2 separate regions of the Mus musculus genome follow, and region 2 is linked to region 1. Evidence: chromatin loops called from intact Hi-C (ENCODE). Cell type or tissue: left cerebral cortex. All regions are shown on one strand.

Region 1 (4,000 bases):
GTGTCTGAGAGAAACTTCAGTTACTCAAGGTTGTGGCCCATCAACTTGGTTTCATCAACTTGAGGGCCTAGGCCAGATCCAAGCAGGAGCTCTTGTTGTCGGTTGAGTCTCTGTGAAGCCCTATGGGTCCAGATTAGTTGCCCCTGTAGGTTTTCTTGGGGTGTCCTTGACCCCTCTGGCTCCTACAATGAAAGATGTCATAAACCAAAAATGCTGTGTAACTGCTGGGATAAAAATTTTAAAAATTGACATATGAAATTTCTTAGATATGAACAAGTATGTGGGTTTTTTTTTTCCTCCTTCTGACCTCCTATGAGATTCAAGAAGCTTTAGAGTGGGCTCACACAGAAAAGAATTTTCTCTTCCACTCCTCCTTCTCTTCGTCTCCCTTCCTTTCCAACGTATAGAGAGGATTTCAGAATCTCAACAGAAATGTCAGCAGCATCAGCAACAGAGTAAAGGTGCTTGATAGCAAGACAGCAAAAGAAATCGTGGATGTCGGTTCAGCACCGTGATGCTCGTACCGTCCACTGGAGCAGTTTGAAGAAAGACTTTCATTAACATACTTACACAGCAGTTGGCATGCTTCCGGTAAGAAAGGGCGTAGTATACTGTTTTCCCTCTTTAAGTAAAATGTTTGCAAGGAAACTCCTGTAGAGATAGAGAGATGGATCAATGGGATTAGTGAGTAAAATGCTTACTGAACAAGCATAAAGACCTGAGTTCAAATCCCCAGTACCTATATAAAAACTGATGTGGCAATGGGGGTCTAAAACCTCTAGGGTTGTAGGGACAGAGACAGAAAGATCCAGGCTTAATGGTTGGAGCAGTAAGCTTTGGGGTCACTGGAAAGACCCTGTGTCAAAACAAAGGTGAAGAACAGAACTGAGTACACAGCCATCCATACATGTATGGACCCATACAGATCACACACACACACACACACACACACCACATATAGATGTGCACAAAACCTAAATAAACAATAGCAAGCACTTTCTCTTTAAAAAGAGGACTGTTTTGTTTGTTTGTTTATATCCCAGCCCTAATGTCCTTTCTGGAATTAGGCCTGATGTCCCCGTCATTTCAATGTCAGTCAACATGCCCTCACGAGCCAGGTACTAAAGCTTACAGGGCCAGTCCGAAAAGAGAACAGAGCCAAAGGCTACCCAAATGCAAGCTGGTAGCATAAAGAGCCCAGGGAAACGTGTAGCTGTCACTAGCAATCAAACTGGAGGCCAGAGAAAACTTCTCTTTGTACAAAGAGCTGATCACATGTTGACAGCTGGAATCTACATGGCTCCTTATTCAATAACCTCACGCCTTGCCCGAATTCCAACATCAGCAGCACAATAGTGGCCCAGAAGCAAACTGACACATTCCACATGGTCCAGCTGTCCCATCCCCTCTCTGAGGGCCCCCTCTCCTCCTTCTCTGTCTCCTTTCCACTCACTAAACACATATCCAACCTAAAGGGGACCTACATCGCGGATGTCATTTCCACCTGCCCTTTAATGCTTGGCTGTATGTGGAATTCGACTTCTGTGTGAGAGATGAAAAAACAAACAAACAAACAAACAAAAATAATCAAAAACTCAATACAGGAAATAAACGAATAACAAAACTCACATTCCTTTCAGCTTGCCTGCAAGTGAGGGAAAATATGTAGTATGTGACCAGTGTCTGCCCCAGCACATTCTTGACAGCACACTACAATCCCTTTCTCTATATCAGTGTATGTGGCTTAGTTGATGACCTTTAACACAAGGAGATGTGACCTGTGGCATATCCAGTGCTAATTAGTGCAACTTGCTTATATTGCCTGATGTAATACAAAAACAAAACAAAACAAAACAAAACAAAACAAAACAAAACAAAACAAAAAAGTGTCTTCTGGGAGGAGACACAAAGTTTCCACAATACCCAAGAGCCCACAGCACCTTTTTTGAATACAAGTACATTTTGTTTCTAATTTTGGCAGCACCAACCGATCATACTTGTTTAATATTCCCCATTAAGTCCGTCCAGAATGTTCCCAGGAAGAAAGTTACATTAGGGGCGATGTCTGTTTATAGTATTGTGTACTTTGTTTAACAGAGAAGTGCAGAGTGTTGAGGCTATACAAGGTATGACACAGAGACACAGGAAGCAGTCCCCTCCCCACAGTGCAGACATGCACTGTTTAAAATGCACCCTTGGCCAAGGCAAGAGGGTACACCTCAAGTCTCAACCAGTCAGGAAGCTGAGACAGGTGGATTACAAGATTAAGAGCTCAAGGTTAGTCTGAGAAAATGGCAAGTTCCCATGTCTCGAGGGCAAAAAGAAATATATCCCAGGCAGCATTAAGTATTTAAGCATAACGCTGGAAAACTGAGGTGGCTGAGAAGGGTGTATGACGAGGCAGCCATTATTAATTTCTACCACTAGGGGGCAGAAGGTAGTTCCTTTCCGAACTGACTGCTAGGCAATCAACCATCACATCCTTGTAACATTGAAGGCACTTCAAAAAGACTCAGATGTTTAACTATTGCACTAGTGATCATACATTCATATTGGGCTGCAGGCCAAGAGAGAGGGGGCGGGGGAAATCCAGAGACTTGCAGCTGAAAGGCTATAAAGTAGTGGCTTTTTACCTTAGAGCGGAACCCATCTTCAGTGACAAATTTCAAAGGCCATATGTAGGAGATTTCCATGAAAAGCAGACGACCCCAAATTTCTTTGTTTAACTAGGAGCGATCTTCTTCACAGAACAAGCGGGTTCTCCCCTTCGGTTCTTCTGGTTTATTACGCCGTTAAGGAACTCCCGTTCCTTTCCTTTCAGGTGGCACAATCAGGATTCAAGGCAGAGCGCTTAATGCCAAAGGGTATTTCATTGACACTCTCAGCACCAGAATCTTCAAGGACTTCACCCCAGGCACAACGATACTGAAGCAAATGAACGTTTAGAGTGTTCTGATAAAGAACGATGGGTTTTTGTTGTTGTTGTTGTTTTGTTTTGTGTTTTTGTTTTGTTTTGTTTTTCCTTTTAAATTAAACTCTCCAACTCAACTGCCTTTCTTCAGTAACAACTCAGTGTTCCCAATGCAATTTTCCAACTGGAGACATCATGATTTTTTTTCTTCCCCCACGTACTTAAAACACTAAAAGGGATGAGTCATTAGAATTGTGGAGATTATTTCTAACAAAAATAGTTTTGGCTCATGGGACCTCTTTAGAATGTTTACTGTGTAGGCTTGATAGCTGGATATTCCTGATTGTATTTTACACTGGAGACTCGGATGCTTTGAACATACTTCAGAACGTGCTAAACAATGAGAAACATGTTTTTTAAGAATCCATAGCAGACAGTCTGGGGGCTATGGGCAGGGTCTTTGCTAGGCAATCAGGGAATTTATAAATTCAAATAATGTTTAATTTTTATTTTTTTAGAATGAAGTTGGGTTTTTTTATTTTTTATTTTTTTTTTTAGCTCAATTCATTTTTTTTTCCTTCTTTGAAGAAGACTGTGATCCCAGGAAAAGCAAGCAAGGACCTCTGTGAAGTGCTGGGTTTGGCACGTTCCCTGCCCCCACCCTTCTGGGAGCACAGGCCTCTTTTGTAAATAGAGATAGTCAGAAAGGAGACGCACCTCTTCTGCACCAGGAGTGTTACTTGATACGTACCAATATTTCCTGACAGCGCAACAAAGCAAAATCTCAGGCCTTATGGTATCCTTAGACGGCTAAATATTGTTTGCTTAAGTCAGCTTGCCCCAAACCTTTTATGCAGCCTGACAGTTGATTGGGACAAGTCCCACTAACTTTCTTAAACTGTGCAGTCATCCGTTTGGCGGCCGGCTCCGGGGGTTCCACACGAAATCCTCTTTAGATAAATTCATACCGGCGCAGGGCGATTAGTCTTACAGCCTGCTTGATTCTCTCCTCTTTAAAGACGACACTTTCATGAGCAGTGTGGGGTTGAGGTTGTCGCCTATTAACTGTCTCTTTTGCCTTGCCTGAAA
Region 2 (4,000 bases), 560 kb before region 1:
ATAGTGGCTTCCAAAGCAGGCATTTTGAGGGGGAAAGCTGACCAGAATGGCAAAATCAGGCCCATGAAATAGTTCAGAGGACAAAGGTGCTTACAGCCAAGTCTAACATCCTGACTTCGACCCCCGAAACTCACTTTACTGAAGGAGAGGCAGAGTCTTGCAAGTTTTCTTCTGACTTCCGTGTGCGGTGGTATGGATACCACGATGACACACAGATAAATACATGTGAAACAAAACTTTAAATAGAAGGGGAGGAGCCTACACTGTCAGTTAGCAGTGATGCTTTGCCCTCGTGAATACCCGGGGGCAGCCACGGTTCCTATGACAGAAGAGTTCACAGGATGCTCAGAGGAGATAAATAGGAAGTACCTCTCAGGTCTGCGTCTGCCTGTTGGTGTTGGCCATCTTTTATTCCCATCCTAAACCCTTGTTCTATAAGCACAGATTGCTGACTGAAACTTCACCTGAACTCTCCAGCCTTTCAACCACCAAACTCACTCAGGCTGACAGAGCAACAATAAAACCTAGCTGTCTTCCTGCAGTGGGCTCCTTAAGTCCCTGATTAGATGAGCCTATTCCCCATTTTGTCTTAAATGCTCTTCTTGCATGATCGTAGCAACTTTAAGTGTTTCACATGTCACCGGTATCCCTGTCCCTCAAGCCACTGTGCAAAACTAGGTTCCTGTTTCTAACTGTCTAAGGGCATCTCATTTTTGAAGATCCTTCTCTGTCTCCGATTCATGGCATCTAAGGGTAGCTTACCATTTTAAGACCATTTATCCCAGGACTTTGGGCCATCTTCAAAGATCACATCATTGGAATAGCAAATTCTGTCATGGTGCCTTAGAACTGCTACCACAATAAGGCTTTCCTCCTTGTTCACACCATTCCACTATCCCCAGTGGAACAAGGGAAGATCTAGCTGTGATGATTTATTCATTCCTGATTTCTTTAGTCAACTATCTACAGCACCATGGCATTCTCTCTCTCTCTCTCTCTCTCCCCCTCCCCCAAATATAATGCTTTTAGACAAAACTATTCTTTAAGTCCTTGCTGTTTACTGGGTCAAGTTCAGATTCTCCTAGTATAAGACACCATAATCAGAACTGTTATCTTTATGGTGATGCTGTCAATCATCCTGATGACCCCCTCCATGAACTCTAGGCCTATGTCAACTGCAGTCTTTTCTTCTTTCCTTTTTGCCGTGGCAGTCATTTTAGGGTTCAGGATATTTAAAGTCCTCCTTGGAAGGTGCTTAGCACACAGGAGTGGAAGTTAGTTCAGAGCGTGTTACCATTGTCAGCTGCACCTTAACATTTTGGGAGATGCAGCCACTAGTAGCATGGGTGTTCCCTGCGAGAAGAAAAAGTTGGCAGGATGTTCCTTTAGGCTTTTTAGTGGAGAAGTGAGAAAGAAGGAGTTTCAGTGGCAAGTGAGTTGGCTTGGAAGTCTCAAATGTAGAGGAATTCTCCCTGTGCCAAGAAAAACACATGCAAATTAGCATGGGAAATGCACAGGGTTGGCCACAGAACAAAATTGGATAGGAAGCCTGAGAGCAGTGGGATGGATACAAGAAGAGTGTGTTGAGACCCAAGAATGTGGAAGGTGATCCCTCACATATCCCAGCTCTCATAGCCGGCACCTGCCATCTCTCTCCCCGCAGCAGTAGCAGCAATCTAGGCCACAATTTACATTTACATTTTACATTTCTGTTAACTCCTGGAATTGGGTAGTGGAAGTGTTAGGGCGGGTAGATTAGCGAGAAACAGACCGAGCAAGAACAGTAGAGGAACAGGCAGGCATGCAAAATGTGCAACAAAGGGCAGATAGAAGTATTTGCTTCAGCTTTAAACCAATGTGTGTGTAATTAACAGCTCCAATTCATGTTTTAATTTCCCCCAACATATTACTTTTTATTGCAAACCCTTCATGGAACAGTGTGACTTGGCTGTGTATCAGAAAGACGCTTCAAGATGGGCCCGGCACAGTTTCCTTTAGTGTCTCCTGACTGAATTCAGTGTTAGTGACTGACAGCACCCCAAGGGCAAAGCTCACATTCCCTCTGTACCTCAGCATCAGGTATTAGGGGAGATTGCAGGAACAACCCAGTACGCCTTGTTACTGTGACACCGTGGGGACCAGCAGGTTCACTTAGGGAATTGTGACTTCTTTCCTGTTCAATTATTAGTCGGTCTACCAAGACCACCTACAATTGCCAATTAGCACAAGTTGTAAAGAGATTCAGACTAAATGGATATTTTGATTCCATCCTACTTTCTCATTCAGAGTTGAAATTTTTGGATGGTAACGGCTTTTGGTGCCTTCTAAGAAAATGAGGTCTGGAACAGAAACCAGGCTCTCCGTTACTCAAAAGAGAACACACACACACACACACAGATACAGAGAGCCAGAGAGTCTGAGAGAGACAGAGACAAATACAGAGAGCCAGAGAGAGTCTGTGAGATAGAGACAGAATTACAGAGAAACAGAGAGACAGAGATAAAGAGAGAGAGGCAGAAAGGCAGACAAATGCACAACATACTCACATACACAGACACAAGGAGGAAGGGAGTGATGGGGGGAGTTCCTCGATCTGAAATTGAAGGATGGGAGAGAATCTATGTTATTTATTGAAAGGGAATAAAGATAATAATGCTTCGTTACAAAATTCTGAGAGCTTTCCATGTTCATGGTGTCACATTGCAGGTTCTGATTTTATAATCATCTCTAAAGTACAAAGGAGCAAAGGAAAAAATTCTTGGTCATAAGAGGACATCAATAATTTAGCACATGGTTCTATTCACACAAAAATAAAATTAGCAGCCCACAATTCTCTTAATAATTCAAATAGAATTCTCTACTTTCCCTTAATCAATTGTATGTTTTAAATAAAGTATTTTTATGCCTAAAATGGTCCAGCAATTTCTTTACATGCCCACTCTATGTACACACCAGCAGAGTGTACACATTCAAGTATGTTCTGTAATTAATTTGGAAGGCAAAGGAAAACGTGCCAACATTGAAAGTAGTAAGTCCATTATTGGAACAATCGGAGGCTTGCTTACAAACGTGAGTAAACTATTTTCCCTTCTACTTAAACACTCATATATTGTGTAAATAGAAAAAGAGAGATCCATTTGTAGTAAGTAGGACTTTTTCATCTTGTCTGTTGGGAGACACGGAAGAAGATATATGAAACCACAAATTAGATCAGGGTACCAAATGGTAGCAGGCCACGGGGCTTCAAAAAATACGCTGTCATTCTGGCCCCATTTTTCCTTTACAGTAAGGCCTAGGGAAAAAAAATCACTTTTTGGATAAAATATGATACTATCACTTCTTGTAAGAAAATTTGGCTGAACTGATCCAATTTACAACAAATTAGAATGGGTAGGTCTGGAGTTCTCGAAAGCCTACCTTTTGGTGGTGTAGGGTATGTAAGAAAAATAGTTAGGGAAAGAGAAGGAAATAGTCATATTTTAGAATTCTAGGTTCATTTTCTACCATCTGGTGGTGTGTTTGGAGAAGTCTTATTTGCTCAACAAAGTTGCCTTCTGTCCCCTGTTAACAGGATGCTCATGCTGAAATCTTAAACTTAATCCATGAACAGGTCTGCAACAGATATACTCTGAACTGAAGGTCAAGCTTGGAATGGCAGAGCAGTCACTGAAACTCTAAATATGGTCTAACTTAAAAATCAAGCAACGTGTTCTAAGACTGAATAAAAATAGTGGTTTTTAATTTTTGTTGGTATAAAAATTTCTGTTTGTTTTTGTACCTGATAAACTCTAATTACATTTCTACTTGATTCTTGAATCACACACACATACACACACACAAACATACACACGTATACGTATACACATGCACATATATACACACTACTTAAGTTACTTACAAGTGCATCACTACCTTTTGCTACATTTTTTTCATTTATTACAGAAACAATAATGGCAAGTTAAATAATAACTTTTGCCTCAAACTGGTGGTTCTTAAGTTT

Evidence for each region. Hi-C counts contacts between places; a loop is a spot of excess contacts. Peaks named below come from ENCODE experiments on the same cell type or tissue, not always from the same donor. Only the 100,000 strongest peaks of a DNase experiment are listed, where the experiment ranks them.
Region 2: it touches region 1 in a loop (2.5-fold over the local background); 1 of 42 quality-filtered maps calls a loop at or near these places.

Annotation. Positions count from the first base shown.
Region 1 is chr7:71,376,833-71,380,832 of GRCm38, forward strand. Gm29328 (a long non-coding RNA gene) reads left to right here. Exons shown (of 3, transcript XR_001778177.1): 2 at 408-591; 3 at 2,822-3,053. Gm36260 (a long non-coding RNA gene) reads right to left here and starts at 2,988. Exons shown (of 4, transcript XR_882213.2): 1 at 2,634-2,988; 2 at 571-651; 3 at 1-182. In left cerebral cortex, a CTCF peak has its summit at 2,420 (motif pointing right); a DNase peak (open chromatin) is centred at 2,442.
Region 2 is chr7:70,816,053-70,820,052 of GRCm38, forward strand. No RefSeq gene overlaps it. Among named protein-coding and RNA genes, the nearest start is that of Gm39032, 16 kb to the left of the region's middle. In left cerebral cortex, no CTCF peak of the experiment used is centred here; a DNase peak (open chromatin) is centred at 1,507.